2 separate regions of the Mus musculus genome follow, and region 2 is linked to region 1. Evidence: chromatin loops called from intact Hi-C (ENCODE). Cell type or tissue: left cerebral cortex. All regions are shown on one strand.

What was found. Peaks named below come from ENCODE experiments on the same cell type or tissue, not always from the same donor. Only the 100,000 strongest peaks of a DNase experiment are listed, where the experiment ranks them.
Region 2: a loop joins it to region 1, with 3 times the contacts of the local background. A loop is called at or near these places in 2 of 42 quality-filtered maps.

The regions. Positions count from the first base shown.
Region 1 is chr9:83,140,942-83,148,941 of GRCm38, forward strand. It overlaps Hmgn3 (high mobility group nucleosomal binding domain 3), which reads right to left and starts at 5,666. Exons shown (of 6, transcript NM_026122.4): 1 at 5,490-5,666. The coding sequence starts at 5,504. In left cerebral cortex, no CTCF peak of the experiment used is centred here; DNase peaks (open chromatin) are centred at 3,979, 4,194, 4,764, 4,940 and 2 more places; H3K4me3 peaks cover 2,359 bases; H3K27ac peaks cover 1,750 bases.
Region 2 is chr9:83,363,424-83,371,423 of GRCm38, forward strand. No RefSeq gene overlaps it. Among named protein-coding and RNA genes, the nearest start is that of Gm46123, 16 kb to the left of the region's middle. In left cerebral cortex, CTCF peaks have their summits at 4,996 (motif pointing right) and 7,722 (motif pointing left); DNase peaks (open chromatin) are centred at 5,010 and 7,706.

The sequences.
Region 1 (8,000 bases):
AAACTTTATCACATCCTAAAATAAACCCTTCAAACCTCCCAACACTGGGTAGAAGAAAAAGGTTAGAGGAGAAAGAAGGTAGAGACCTCTTTATACTACTTCCTGCTAATTAGGAACATTGAGTTCCTTGGGGGCAAGTCCAATCTTCATCATTAGGCCATCTCCAATTTCTTCTGCCTCTTTGATCACTACTTGATAAACCACAGCAGCAGAGGGAGCAGCAACCTCCATGGAGGGTGTGTCCAGCCCCACTCGGGGTTCTGGCATTTATACTGTCTCAAAAGTCCCCAGAATTCCAAAGGTCACACACCCCCAGAAACTATATGCTTCTGGCAAAATCACACTCCTGCTAGAGCAAGAACGAGATCATAACCACTGCCGTGAAGTAGCCTCTTTTCCACACCTGAGATTAAAACAAAAATATATTCACATACATAACTGGGTTTCTTTTAAGAAACCAAAATTTTCACTACATTAGAAAAAATATATATTAAGCAAATGGTCCTTAGAAGCAAGCAGGTGTAGCCATTTTAATACCTAACAAAATGGACTCTAAACTAAAACTAATCAAAAGAGATGAGGGAGGGCACTTTATACTCATCAAAGGAAAAATCCACCAAGATGATATTTCAAATCTTAACATTTATGCCCCAAACACAAGCCCTTATCCAAAATAACTAAAGGACACCGAGAGATAATCCAAATTAATAAAATCAGAAATGAAAATGGGGACATAACAGCAGACACTAAGGAAATCCAGGCAGTCCTCATAAGGAAATACTTTAAAAACCTGTACTCCACAAAACTGGAAAATCTAAAAAAAGGGATAATTTTCTTGATAGCTACCACTTCGCAAAGTCAAATCAATATCAGATAAGCAATTTAAATAGACCTGCAACCCCTAATGACACAGAAGCAGTTATTAGAAGCCTCCCCACCCAAAAGAGCTGAGGGCTTTAGCACAAAACCAGACTTTCAAAGATGAGTAAATGCCAAAAATTCCTCAAATTACCCCAAAAAATAGAAACAGAAGGAACATTACCCAACTCATCTTATGATGCTACAGTTACCCTGACACCCAAACCTTACAAAAACTCAACAAAGAAAGAGAGTTATAGGCCAATTTTTCTTTATGAACATAGCTGCAAAAATACTAAAATACTTGAGAGAGATAAAAAGGACAGAATCCAAGAACACATCAGAAAGATCATCCCCCATCATCAAGAAGGTGCCATCCCAAAGACGTATGGATGGTTTAACATGGGAAATGGTAAATATAATTCACCATAAACAAACTGAAGGAAACAACCAACATGAGCATCTCACTAGATGCTGAAAAAGTCTTTGACATAATCCAACACGCTCTCATGACAAAGGTCTTGGAGAGGGGAGAGATACAAAGGATACACCTAAACACAAAGAAGGCTGTCTACATCTATGGCCAACATCAAATTAAATGGAGAGAAATTAAAAGAAATTCCATGAAAGACAATGCTCTCTCAATATCTACTCAATACAGTACTTGAAGTTTTAGTTGGAGCAAAATGACAACTAAAGGAGATCAAGAAGATACTAATTGAAAAGAAAGAACTCACAGCATTGTTATTTGCAGATGTGCATATATGTATTATTCATAGTAGTGCATATAGGAAATTATACACAAGTATACTATCTGTGTATACCATAGTAAGCATGCATACTATGAATGAGAACATTCCACCAGGGAACTCTTACAGCTGATTTAAAAAAAAAGTGAAGACTAGGAAGGCTTTGCTTTCTTGAGTCTCTAAATGGAAAGAGACCACTATACACCCTATATCTACTCCGTAGACATTGCCATACTAGACAGTTTCTGGAATGACATGCCCGCCACAGAATTCTAGGGATAAGGAATTAGAAACATACAAAGGATGTGAGAATGTGTTTGCTGACCAGGCCAGGACTGAATGCAGGCCTTGCTGGTAATGCTTCTGTATAGAACATCCCATCACAACATGACTGCTGATGGCATCTGTCGATGTTTGAGCAGAACAGTCTAGAACTCAGGCAGTCATTGTCCTACCCCTACCTGAATCCATGAGACTTCGCTCACTCATCACCATTATATAACAGAAAACTCAGCAGTATTTAAATCTCAGAAGGACATTAAAAAGTTGAGGGCTACACTGCTTAAAAAAAATCAAACAGCACTCATTTAAATTGGTTTAATCACACACACACACACACACACACACACACACACACACACACACACAAAATTTACAAAGATGTGCCTTAAAATAGTTTCTAATAATATGGGTGGCATTGTGGCCTTGAAGTTGGGCAGCTGGGGAGTAGTCATGTTAGGATGTAATGACAAGAGGCATCTAGATGCCTGGTAACAGGAAATGATCCTGATTTTTTTCCCCTTGAGTCCTACCCACACTTTTTCAAGACCAACCAGCACAAATTCAACCTGTGTTCTTATCTATCCTACAGTCTTTGAATCTGAACAGCATATTCTGTAACCTATATAAGTCCATTGTCAGTCAGCACTTTTTTTTTTTTTTGGTCTGCTAATCTTATGACTTCACTGAATTAAATATAAGCTCCTGGAGAACGAACTGTGTGTCCCTCCAATATTTAAACAGTGCTAGATCTTCAGATGTCTCCACTGACTTTATGAGTACCACCCCTTGCCCTGCAGTACTGGGGAGTTCATTAAATAATGTTTTCATGAAACAAAGAGCAGAGATGGCAAGGAAAACATGGTATGAGTACTTTTAACACTGATTTTGGGTTGGGGAGATGGCTCCGTGGGTAAAGGGTTTGCCCCTCAGACTTAAGGAACTGAATCTGATCCCTGGCGCTCAGATAATAGCTAGGTGTCTGCATGTCTGTAAGCCTAGTGCTGGAGAGGTAGAGATAGTCAGTCTAGCCAAATCAATGAGCTCTAGGAGAGACCCTGACAAAAAATAAGGTGGAGAGCAATAGAGAAAGATATCCAGCTTGGACCTCTGGCTTCCACCCATGCTCCTATGCTTGCATTCCTGTGTGTGTGTGTGTGTGTGTGTGTGTGTGTGTGTGTGTGTGTGTGTGTGTGTGTGTGTAGTGTATACCACAATTTAATTTACAAAGCAGAACAAGTAGTTCTTTAGCTAAGAAAATACAGTGTGCAATATAGTATGCAAATCCTCAGGTTATTACCTGACCTTACAGACCTCTAAGGACTATGCATGGATTGTCTCCAATTCCTTTCCTGCATGGCTGTGTAGGCTTTCACTTGGGGACAGTGGTTTCTAATGTCAATTCCGAGGAACTCCAAGACTCCACCAGGCACTATAAGGCTTGACTCCTAGGTGGGCTGGCCGTCACAGCCAGGCAATCTGTGGCTGTGCCTACCCAGGTACCAAGGCAGGTGTCTGGCTTCCAGTTATCAGTAAAAGGACTTCCTGTTAACTGAGGAGGCTTTCTCAGATGTCCTGAAGACCCCCACACATACATACATACGTACATACATACATACATACATACATTACATACATACATACATACGAACACCACTTTGCCCCTAGTTGAAGGATTGGGTATTGGCTAACTCAATAGAGTCCCAGCCTTCCAGAGAAGTAAAACATAAAGCCACTTTGTACCCCACTTTTTCCTTCCCATCTTCCCCTTTAGAGATGGCTAGTGACAGAAAACAAGAGGAATGGCTTCACCAGCAGTGGCCCTTGATCAAGGAAACGTTCCATTAAATCTGCTGGTTATTCAAACATGTTAATAATTCCAGGGAAAGAGTTGGCCTCCATTCCCTCTCAAGCTCTTTTCTGGATAATTAGTTCCTCTGATTCTGCTAGAATTCCCAACACGTTACCAACCTTAGATACAAGGCTGCAAACAGTGACATCACTGTAAAAACAATGCTGCCATCAAAGGACACTTGAACAAGAGTCTCAAGTGTTCCCACTCTTCACACGCCATGAGCTTCTTCAACTACAAGGCTCAGAATTTCCTGAATCCCTCTATACGAAGAGAAAGCGTTAACAACGGTGTCAAGTAAGGCCTTCGGGATTCACAGCTCCACTCTAAACCAATGACTGGTTAATGAAATGTTGGCAATGAATCTTAAGACGCTGCTCAATGAGACTAAAACAGTTCCGTGGTTATGTAGATTAAGCCAGATAAAGCACATCAGACTCCACCCACCATGAGACACAGAGTAGGTTCATGTTCTAATAGTATGATCGATTTTCTTTTAAAGAATGGAGGTGCTTGGGCTGGCTCAAAGAGTAAATACACTTGCTGTAGATCCCCACAACCCACACGATAGGAGAGAGCCTACTACTGCAATCTGGGTGTCAGTGCCTCCTGTGAATACAATCAATCAATCAATCAATGTAATAAAATACATTTTAAAGGAGTGGAGTTGTTTATAATAAAATTCTTAGTGACGATGCATAAGGAAGCAAAAGCTTCTAAAAATTTTAAAGCTTTGATAGTTTTAAATAAAGCAACCACACACACACACAGTGCACAGTCTTCGGGAGAAAACGGTATTAACCAAGTTTCAACTTTAATGGCCAAGATGGTTGACTTGGGTCCTTTGGGCAGGTGGCAGGAAGGTTTTTTTCTTAGGACGCAATCCTCACACATCGCTTTTCTCTGGGAGGGGTAGAAAAATATCTGCCCTTCCTTCACCAGTCCAATGACAAGTCGAAGCCCCACCCTGAGGGAGCTGTGTGGCCCCACGTGTGGCTCATGACGTCCCTGCGCGGAGGGGACACAACCCACCAGGGGCAAAGGAGAGACTAAAAAGACCTCGGTTCCCTGCCTGGCCAAGCGTGGGGTCGTGGGTGGGACAGTGGCAGGGGCTTGGTGGCCCCTGACCTTGGCAGGGTCAGTGAGCTTGGCACCAGTCCCCTTCTTTGCAGCCTACCCGGCGCTGCGCACTGCCCCGCCCGCCCTCGCGGCTGGTGATTGACACCGGAGTGGGTACATACGGGTCCGCGGCGCAGCAGGGCTGGCGTAGGGAAACATGGCTTTCCCTCTCCCGGCCTTCCGCCCGCATCGCGCTCGCCCAGGGCACGGCCCAGGGGACACTCCGGACCCCGCCTAGCTCCTCTGAGTGCTTCCACGTTTTTCGATTTCCCTGGCCCGGGAGACTCCTCTCATTGCTTTCCCTCCACCCTGAGAACAACCTGAGTTTGCCAAGAGGAAACTCCTGCGAGGGGGATGGATACCCGCCCTGGCTGCTGGCAAGAGATGGAAACCATTCCAAGCAGGAGTTGATGGAGAGGGGAGGACGTCCCTGGAGGGAAAGTAACACTCAGAGCTCCGTGCGGGGCGAGCGAGGTCAGCAACAGGCATTTGCAGAAGGAGCGGGCAGCGGCCGTGCCCAGCGCCTGAGTTATTAGGCGCATCGCCGCGTTCATCGCAGCGCAGGGGGCTTACTCCAAACACACTCGAGGGCCTGCGAGCAGGGTTTTTTTTTCCCCCTTTACAGGACTTACCTTTCTCTTCGGCATAATGACTACGTTGGTGCAGCAAAAAAAGTAAAGCAATGTTCTGGGCCGCCTGGCACACTGCTGGATGCTGCCTGGCCGCTGCTGCTACTCCCGCAATGGGCTCGGCTAGCCCGGCCTCTCCGACCTGCACCTCCGCTTCCTCCCCCGGCGCTCCACTCGCTCGCATCCCGGTCCCCCAATGGCGAGCCCTGCCAGCCAGCCGCGAGGCCCCATTGGCTAAGAGAACGTTCTAAATTCCACGAGGGCACGCCCACCCCCGTTCACCCGGTACGCGCAGTTGTAGTTTCCACTTCACTGGGAAAAAAAAAAAAAATCTGCCTGGCGACTGAGCATGCCCAGTTCAACTAGTATCCTTCAGGCTGCACTAACTTGGAGTTTCATTGTTTGACGTGCCTTCTTTGGATTAAACCATTGTGCATCTTCATAGGAAAAAAAAGTTTAGTATTAAGTAATGCTGGGTTAACTTTATAAAGTAAATAGGGCCACGGGGTGCCTTGTACAATTGTTACTTATAAAAGCTTGTAACGGGTGTTCATGGTGCGGGTCTATACAGGGTAGGAAGGTCTGTTCTGGAAGAGTTTCCACAGTTTCTAAGGTTCTCAGTTCCATCTCTAGCAAATACCATCCCCCATCCCCATAGTTCCTTGGTCTAATTGTTTTGTTTTTTGTTTTTCTTTAAGTCTGTGTTACAAGTCATATATGAATTCAGCCAATTATTCAGCTATGTGTGAATAATTGTTATAATTGATATAAATGTTTGTTGTGGAAACTAAGGGGAAATCGAGAAATGTAGGAACAAATAAATCACTTATATATTAAATATGTACATTTAAACGACACCTGCCAGGTTACCATTTTGTGTATAGTGTAATGTTTCTCGACATTCCGCAAAGAATTGCAAAATACATTATCTGAATTTATTTAAGACCGGTTTTATCCTGACTAAAGACCTCAGACCCGGGAGGCTGGGGGGGGGGGGATTTTTTGGTCAACATCCTTCATAAACATAGGCACAAAGACACAGACAAAATTTTATCAAATCAAATTCAACAACATTTTTAAAAAGCTAATACATAACCAGGGGAGTTGAACCTGGGAACACAGGATTCGTTCTGTGAATCAAATCATCCTGAAAATCAATCAGTGTGATCATAGCACTGATTCTATTATAATTATATAATATGATATATAATTATATTATGTTTATTATAGCACAAAGCTATAATCGGGACTGTGACCATCTCAAGGGCTGCAGGGGGAATGCTAGGGAATGGGTGAGCAAGTCATGATAAGTCTACAGTAGAATATTACTCTGTGATCAAAGAAATAAGTTTTCCCTGATGAGATAAATAACAAAAGAAAAATGCTAAATGGAAGTCAATACAAGACACTATACTGGGTGGTTTTGTTTATATGAAATTCCAGGAAAAACAAAGCAAACTAAGCAAGATTAGCCCGAGAATCATTTACAAGCCAAAAGACATCTTAGGAAACTGCTCTAAAGCCTTACACTGTGTAGTGGCTATTCCTGGTTGTCAACTTGACAATATTTGGAATGAACTACAATCCGGAATTGGAAGGCTCACCAGTGACCCTTATCTGGAGGCTTGGAGATCCTTATCTGGATCTTGGTTTGAAGATCTTGAGCCATAGTGGCTATGGATTCCAGAAGATTGAATCTCCGAGTTAAGGAACACACCTTTAATCTGGGCTATGCCTTTCATCTGGGATTAAAGGTGTGGTGGAACACACCTTTAATCTGGGCTACACCTTTTGCTGGAGACAATATAAGGACATTGGAAGAAAGAAGCACAACGTTTAGTGGGTCTATTTGGATTCTGGAGACAACACATCCCTCACTTGGGTGTGTTACTTAGGCCTATTTACCAAGTGACTCGGAAAGCTGCTAGCTTTGTGTGGGGCCTGGAACAGGAGAAGGCCCTTCAACAGGTCCAGGCTGCTGTGCAGGCTGCTCTACCACTTGGACCATATGACCCAGCAGACCCGATGGTACTTGAGGTGTCTGTGGCTGATAGAGATGCTGTTTGGAGCCTCTGGCAGGCCCCTGTAGGTGAATCACAGAAAAGACCTTTGGGATTTTGGAGCAAAGCTCTACCATCATCTGCAGACAACTATTCTCCCTTTGAAAAACAGCTCTTGGCCTGCTATTGGGCCTTAGTGGAAACTGAACGTTTGACAATAGGACACCAAGTTACTATGCGACCTGAACTACCCATCATGAGCTGGGTACTATCAGACCCTGCAAGTCATAAAGTGGGACGCGCACAGCAGCAGTCTATTATCAAATGGAAGTGGTATATACGTGATCGGGCCAGAGCAGGTCCTGAAGGCACAAGCAAGTTACATGAAGAAGTTGCTCAAATGCCTATGGTTTCTACTCCTGTTACCCTTTCTCCAGTTCTTCCCCAGAGGGACCTACGGCCTTTTACAAGGGTAACTGTACACTGGGGAAAAGGAAATAATCAGACTTTTCGG
Region 2 (8,000 bases), 220 kb after region 1:
AATTTTCCAAAAATCATAGCTTTTAAACTATTGAACTCAAAAGATAAGATGTGAGATGAGTATTCAAAGCTTTTCTGATTTAAAAAAAATCAATTATTTAAAGGAAGATACAAAGAAATAGATGGATTCAATTCAGAATCCAGCAGGGAAAATAAGCAACACAGAGAACAAAATCATTAAAAATGGATGATAATATTAGCAATACAAATAAAATATTCACCAAGGAAATTGAGGGTTTTTTGAGAAAAAAATCATACTCAATAAGTAGAAATATTAGAAATTGTGATGATTTGAAAGAAAATGGCCCCCATAGACCCACAGGGAATGTCACTATTAGGAGGTGTGTTTTTGTTGGAGAAGGTGTGTGACTAGGAATCTTTGAAGTATCAGAAGCTAAGCCAATTGGTCCTCCTGCTCCCTCTGGGTTGAGATGTAGAACTCTCAGCCCCTTCTCCAGCACCGTGTCTAACTGCACACCACTATGTTTTCCGCCATGACAAAAATGGACTAAACCTCTGAACTGTAAGCCAGCCCCAATTAAATGTTCTCATTTATAAGTGTTGCAGTGGTCATGGTGTCTCTTCACAGCAATTAAACCCTAACTATGACAGAAATTAATCAATTTTAACTATTAAATGAATCAAACAACAAAATCCAGTGAAGAGCATTAAACTCAATCAAATGACCAAGTGGAAGAAATATGGCAACAGTAGCCAAGAACTCTGGTAAATAATCAAGAGACTGAACCTAAAGAATCCACAGGATGGAAGAGGAGTTGAGATTAGACACATAAAGAATTTATTTAATAAAATTATAAGAGAAAATTATCCAATTTAAAGAAAGAAATAGATATATAAATATGAATCATTTAGAGCTCCAGAGTGCACATGACCAGATAAGTTAGATTTTCAAAAAGCATAAAGCAAAGTAACAATATTAAAGGCTGAAAGAAAAATGCCAACATATCTACAAAGGGAGAAATATCAGGAAAACATCAGATCCCTTATCAGTAAATAATGACGGAAACAAGGAATTTCAAGTTCTGAAACTAAGTAACTGCCAACCAAGAGTGCTACATCCAGCAACATCATCTAAGATTGCTGCCAAAATAAGGAAAGGTCAAAATAAGCACAAACTAAGATAGTTCACGATCGCCAGGCTAGCATAGCGTTTGAGAAATGATGTATACTCAGTATGAGTTTCAATCATGAAATCATAGGAAAGTAAAATTGTATAACAAAAGTTAGATGAAGAAAGCAAACAAGAAATCCGTTGTGTCCAATGCAATAAGTCATCAAACCCCTGATACATGTTGATATGAATGAGAAAGAAAGTAAAGAATAAGCATAAATCCAATAAGAAAAAAAAATGACAAAGTTACAGGACTGAGTAAATATCTCTCAGTAATAGCATCAAATGTAAATGGCCTCAACTTACTAATAGAAAGGTACAGAGTGACTGGATTTAAAAACTAGATCTCGTTGACTGTTATTTCTAAGAAGCATTACCTATAGGTGGAACAACAATATGAACTAACCAGTACCCCTAGCTCATGTCTCTAGCTGCATATGTATCAGAAGATGGCCTAGCCAGCCACTAGTGGAAAGAGAGGCCCATTGGTCATGCAAACTTTATATGCCTCAGTACAGGGGAACGCCAGGACCAAAAAGTGGGAGTGGGTGGGTAGGGGAATGGGCGGGGGGAGGGTATGGGGGACTTTTAGGATAGCACTGGAAATGTAAATGAGGAAAATACCTAATAAAAAATTTTTAAAAAAAGAAGCATAGTTCACTGGTAAAGAATCTTACACACTGAGAGCAAAGGGGTGGAAAACCATTTATCAAAAATAAAATTGGTTGGGAGGCAGAGGCAGGTGGATTTCTGAGTTCGAGGCCAGCCAGGACTACACAGAGAAACCCTGTCTCAAAAAACCAAAAATAAATAAATAAGTAAACAAATAAATAAATAAATAAAATAAAAATAGAAAAATAAAATTGGAAATGAAAACAATAATGTTACTGTAGATTCCAGTGAAATTCAGAGAATCATTAGGAGCTACTTTAAAAAATTATATCCCACACAACTGAAAATTTTACAAGAAATGGATAACATGATGTATTTGGGGCAGTTTTATGTCAACTTCGATACATCAGATTTATCTAGGAAGAAGAACATCAACTGAGAAAATGTCTCCCCAGGCAGGACTGTGGGGCACTTCCTGATTAATGATTGATATGGGAGGGTCCATCCCATGGGGTGGTACCACTTCTGGGCAGGTAGTACTGAGTCGCATAAGGAAATCTGACAAAGTCACAAGGATCAAGACAGGAAGCAGCCTCCCTCCCTCCACAGCTTCTGCTTCAGTTCCTGCTTTCTGCTTCCTACTTTGAGTTCCTGCCGTGCCATCACATGATGAACTGTGATTTGGAAGTATAAGTCAAATAAGCTCTTTCCTCTCCAAGCTGCTTTCTGACCATGGCCTTTAACACAGCAATAGAAAAGTAACACATCACGGAAACACAAGATCTATCCAAATTAAATCAGGGAGATATATAAACAACCTCAAAAATCCCTATCAATGAAATTGAAGCACTAATAAAAAGCGTGCCAAAGGAGAAAACTCAGGACCTAGAAAACTATCAAACATTTAGAGAATAACTAATATCAGTGCTCCTAAGGGAAAGATCCTTACTCACCTTTCTTATGAAGTCAGCATGATCCTGACTTCAAACCAGGAAAAGGACTCAAGGAAAACAAACAAATTAAAAGTAGAGACCAAGTTCTCTTGGTTCCCCTGTGAACGTATATGCAAGAATTGTTCATAAAGTTCTTACAAACCAAATCTAGGAACACATTTGGAATATCATATACCATAACCAAGTTTATTTCATTCCAGTGATGCAAAGTTGGCTCAATATGTACAAATCAATAAGTGTAATTCAGCACATAAGTGGACATATGTCCAGGAATCGCAAGGATCTCATTCGATGCAGAAAAGGCCCTTGGAAGAGTATAACATCTTTTCATAATAAAAGCCCTGAAGGAGTCTGGAAGAGAAGAAACATATATCAACATAGTGATGCCCTTATATGACAAACCTACAGCCAACATTATACCAGTGGGGGAAAGGAGATTTTAGAAGATTATTTAGAATTGTTGCACTTATATTCATGGTGTGTAGGGCTGTTAGTTTTCTCTTTTTAATGTAGTTTCATCTGGTTTGGGCATTAGAGTACATCTGGCTTCTTTAAAAGAGTTTGAAAGATTTCTATTTTAATTTGTTCAGTAATTCAAAAATAACTGGAACTAATTTTTATTAAAACACTTTATAAAATTCATCAGTAAAGCCATCAGATCCAGAACTTCCATAGGACAAAATTATTGCTTCAAGTTTATTACACACCATTAGTTTGTTTATATTTAAATTCTCTACTTATTTTCTATTAGGTTATATGATTCCAGAAAATTATCTACTCCTAAGACAGATTTTTAATGAAATAGTCATTCATGTACCTTTAAGGTTTTGTATTTCTGTGTTATAAGCTACAATGTGTCTTTTCCAATCTTTTATTTATTTGCAGCAAATAGTTGGGTCTTGTGTTTTGTTTTGGTGTGTGCATGTGCATATGTATACAGTCTATGTCTTTGTTTGGTACATTTAATCCATAATTTACATTCAATATTATTGTTGATAAACACAGCTTTCTCCTTTCTTTAGGTTGATTATATTCTGCTTGTTTTGTATATTTTTTTTCATTTCACCTCTTTTACTATTTCTATGACTTAGCAGTTTTCTGTTGTGCTAAGGTTTAACTCTTTCTTTTGTATATCTGTTCTTCTACTGAGTTTTGTGTGATTAATGTTCTATGATAAGTTATCCTTTCATTTCTAATGTAAGACTCTGTTAAAATATTTTTATAAAATTATATTATTGTTATTATGTATATATATGATATGTATATGTGTGTGTGTGTGTGTGTGTTCAGAGGACAACTTTCAGAATTTGGGTTTCTCCCTCTACTGTGTGCTTCTTGAATGAAACTCATGTCATCAGGTTTGCACAGCATTTCAATATGTCCATGGCAATCAATGTCCTCAGTTTATTTTTATCTGAGAGAGATCATTTCACTTTCAATTTTTATGAGTAATTTTGCTGGGCATAATATGTTTTTCTTTAACCTGCAGAGTAACACTTGTGTGTTAAGGTACACATACATAGAAGACAAAATGTGTGTCAGATCTCTTGAAGATGAAATTACAAGCATTTGAGGGATACCTAACTTGTTACATGGTGCCGGAATCTAAATTATGTCCATCATGTTGTATGTAGAAAGTATCCTTAATCAATGAGGAATCTTGTCAGCCCCTATACATATTTGTTTGTTTATTTGTTTGTTTGTTGGTTTGTGTGGTTTTTGTTGTTTTTGCTTTTGTTTTTGTTTCTACATCAAGATTTGCTGTATGCCTAATAAGCTTTCTCTTGACAATGCTCTTGAAACTTCCTGTTTTTAGGGGCTTCTGTTTAAACTTTTGACATTTTAACTATAATATGACTTGCTGAAGGATTATTTGGGTCTAATTGGAGGCTTTTGAGGCTTTAATTCACCTCCCCACATCTCTGAAGATATCAACACTGTCAGATTATCATTATTTATTATGAATTTTCATAGTATAAACAATTGTCTGATGAGTTATATTTTAAAGTTTTTATAAAATTTATTCTCGTTTCTGATAGAATTCTATTTTTATTTTTCCTTGTCATTTTTGCCTTACTGAATCTATTCAACTAGTTGTATTTCTTTAAGAAGAAAAATATAACAGAAAACTTCCATAACAACTAAGGTTCATAAATTCTTTCTTCTTGTTTTTCTAGTTTTAGTAGAAGTTTTCTATTGTATTTTTCATCTTAAAGGTTTTATTATTATTTTATTAATTTATGTGTATTTGTGGTTTTGCCTGCCTATGCATCTGTTCACTGTGTGCATGCAGTACCTGAAGAGACCAGAAGAGGGCACAAGAGTTTCCTGGAACTGGAGTTATAAATAGTTATGAGCCACCACATGGATGCTGGGAATTGAAGTTGGACTTTCTTGAAGAATAGCAAGTATGGTTAAACAATAAAACATCTCTCCAGCTCCCTATTATGTTTTTATTTCATTGACTGAAGTATTTTCGTTCCATGACATCACTTTCTTTCTTTCTTCCTTCCTTCCTTTCTTTCTTTCTTTCTTTCTTTCTTTCTTTCTTTCTTTCTTCCTTCCTTCCTTCCTTCCTTCCTTCCTTCCTTTCTTTGTGGTTTCTCTTTGGTGAATTTTTCCATTATTTTTATATCCTTTTGTTATCTTTCTACATCCTCTTGCATCTCACTTCATTTACTTTCAGCCACTGTTATAAAATTATTGTTTTCAGGCATTTTATAGGCTACCTTCAATTTCCTATTTTTGAAGCATTAGTGTACTCCTGAGATATGTTTTAAAGTGTCATAGGGTTGATCCCTGATGCCACTGGTTCTTTTAGTGATAACTACTACATCATGGTGGTGTGGTGTGGAAAGGGCTGTCCTCAGATCCCTTAGAGCAAGTGCAGTTGGTGCCCAGGGTTTGAGCACCAGCAACCACAGTTCTGGCAGCACAGGATATAAAGAAACCTTCTCCAGGACTTTCAGGATGAATGTGGGAGATGCTGGAATATTTGACATCATCAGACAGTTCTTGCATCATACATGATAAGCGCTGTCCTCAGATCCTGCCAGAGGAGCACACCTGGTTCTGCAGTTTGTGGCACTGTTAATATTGAATTTAGTATGTTTAGACACAAAGTATATCTTCTATCATTTCCATGGGGACGTTGACATTGGTTTCAGAGGTTATAGAGTAGCTAACCTCTTCCCCTGAGTTAGGGAATCCAGATGATTCCTTCTCCTTGTTTCAGGGAACAAATAGAAGTGGCTCTAGGATGTTGGGCACCAACAGCTGTGATCTCAAGTTCATGATTTTCTGAGATGTTCTCTAGGTCATGCATAGCATCTATTGGTAGATGACATTTTGGCTAATAGAAATAGTATCTATACTTCTTTTGATATAGGATATTGTGAAGCTTTTAGTTTTAGTAGATGTGGTCATGAAACTGCAGAGCATGGGTAAGAATGTCCCATATGTCAGGATGTAGAACGATCTGGCAATGGTGAGTCTTGTGGCATTGGTAGTCACTATCCTGGGCATGAATGATATGGACAGGCTCTTTCCCTAGTTCCAGGGAGAAGGTGGAGTGGTATCAAGACTTTTGTACCAGCAGTCACAGTCCCCAGTCCATCACTCAGAAAGGAGAACTTCCCTACATCCCACCAGTAAAATGCAAATGTTGATCAGTTAAAGCCATTGAAAAATCTTGCGAGGGTGATTACAGTTTCAATGGCTTGAGCTGGGAAGAAGACTTTTACTAGATATTGCCAGGTGAACAAGGGGTTGGTGAGGCTCAGAGCCAATCTGAACCTATGTTCCTGGAGTTGTGAAGCCAGCCAAAGGCTTTTCTAGTTCTGGATACATAAGCTTAGTGTGACTGACATCTTTCAACAAGTGGTTCCAGTCTCAAAGCAATGAGCATTGCTAGGAGGGTTAGGAAGGACTTCGTTAAGTTAGAAATATTCAAAATGCTGTGAAAGATGCATTAAATATTTATGTTTATATTTCTGGAAATATGTGCCTGATAATACTGGGAAGTGTCATTCTCTGAGAGCTTAGATCGTTGGTAAAGGAATCTGAGGCTAAGAAGGTAGACCTGGGCATCCAATGAAGAGTTCAAAGGGCTGACTTGAGGAATTAATATTGAATTCATTAGATAATGGGAGTTTATTGTTTTGTTTGATCTTTGGAACATAATGGCATTTTCATTTGTTTATAAAATGTTGCCTTTTCTTGACATAGACATTGACAATTCAGTAAGAATTTACTGTACAAGATACATGTTTGGTCACTACTTTGTGATATGAAAGTGAAGCAAACCTCTACAGAGGATAATATGAAAGTATTTGCATCCACAATAAAGGCTTTTGAGCACTGGAATATTTGAGACTTCCTTTTATTCTAAATTTGATTTTTAAAAAAGCAGTAAACATTCTAGATTTGATCAAAAACAGCAGTAAACCAATCTTTCAATGTTTTTGTTAATTTAGATGAAACAAACAAAAGGAAATATCCTTTGTCATTTGTCAAAATTCAATGAATTATCAGATTCTATAAGGCACAACAAATTCAAAGAAAATATTTTTACAGTATCTCCAAATAGTCTTAATGAATTTCTGAATGATAATCCTACAAATACAGGGTCTCTCAAATACATGTTATCTGTTTCTAGAATGAGATAATGGATCCTTAAAATGTGGTTATGTTTCTAAACAAAATAATTGGATTATTGAAATTAAATTTTATATTATGTTACAAAAGCAAATTTTCATTTGAAGCGTTTTAAAAGGCAAATGCATCCATTGATATAACCAAATAGCAAATTGTGTGTACTGTTTGATGACTTGTCTTAGCAACTAACACTCTGGATTAGCTTTTGAACTGCTCTGTTAATGGACAATCTAGTCCAAGTACTAGACTCGTAATCTATGCTAACTTCCTTCTAAGTAGTTTTGAAACCCAGTAAGATTTCAACTTTGGCCAACCTTCCCAGAGAACATGAAGAAAGGTTCCCATGGTTTCAGAGAATCAATAGTGCCCTCTAAAGGAAATTCACATGACATACATTCAATATCCAGGTTCAAGTCAGCCACAATGCAGCTTAGTTGGAATTTATGACATGGATTTAAAATTATGAAAGGAATTCAAGGTAACTTATCATGGATATCAAGGAGCTGTCAATACCAATCTTGGATCCCATGGTAGAGCCATTTTAGCGAGACTTATTTCTTCTGTTCACTATGAACTACCTCATCTTTGAGAAAAGTTCCCAGAGAGGGGGAAAACTGGTTTCTAAGTAGAAAATTAGACATCCTGGTT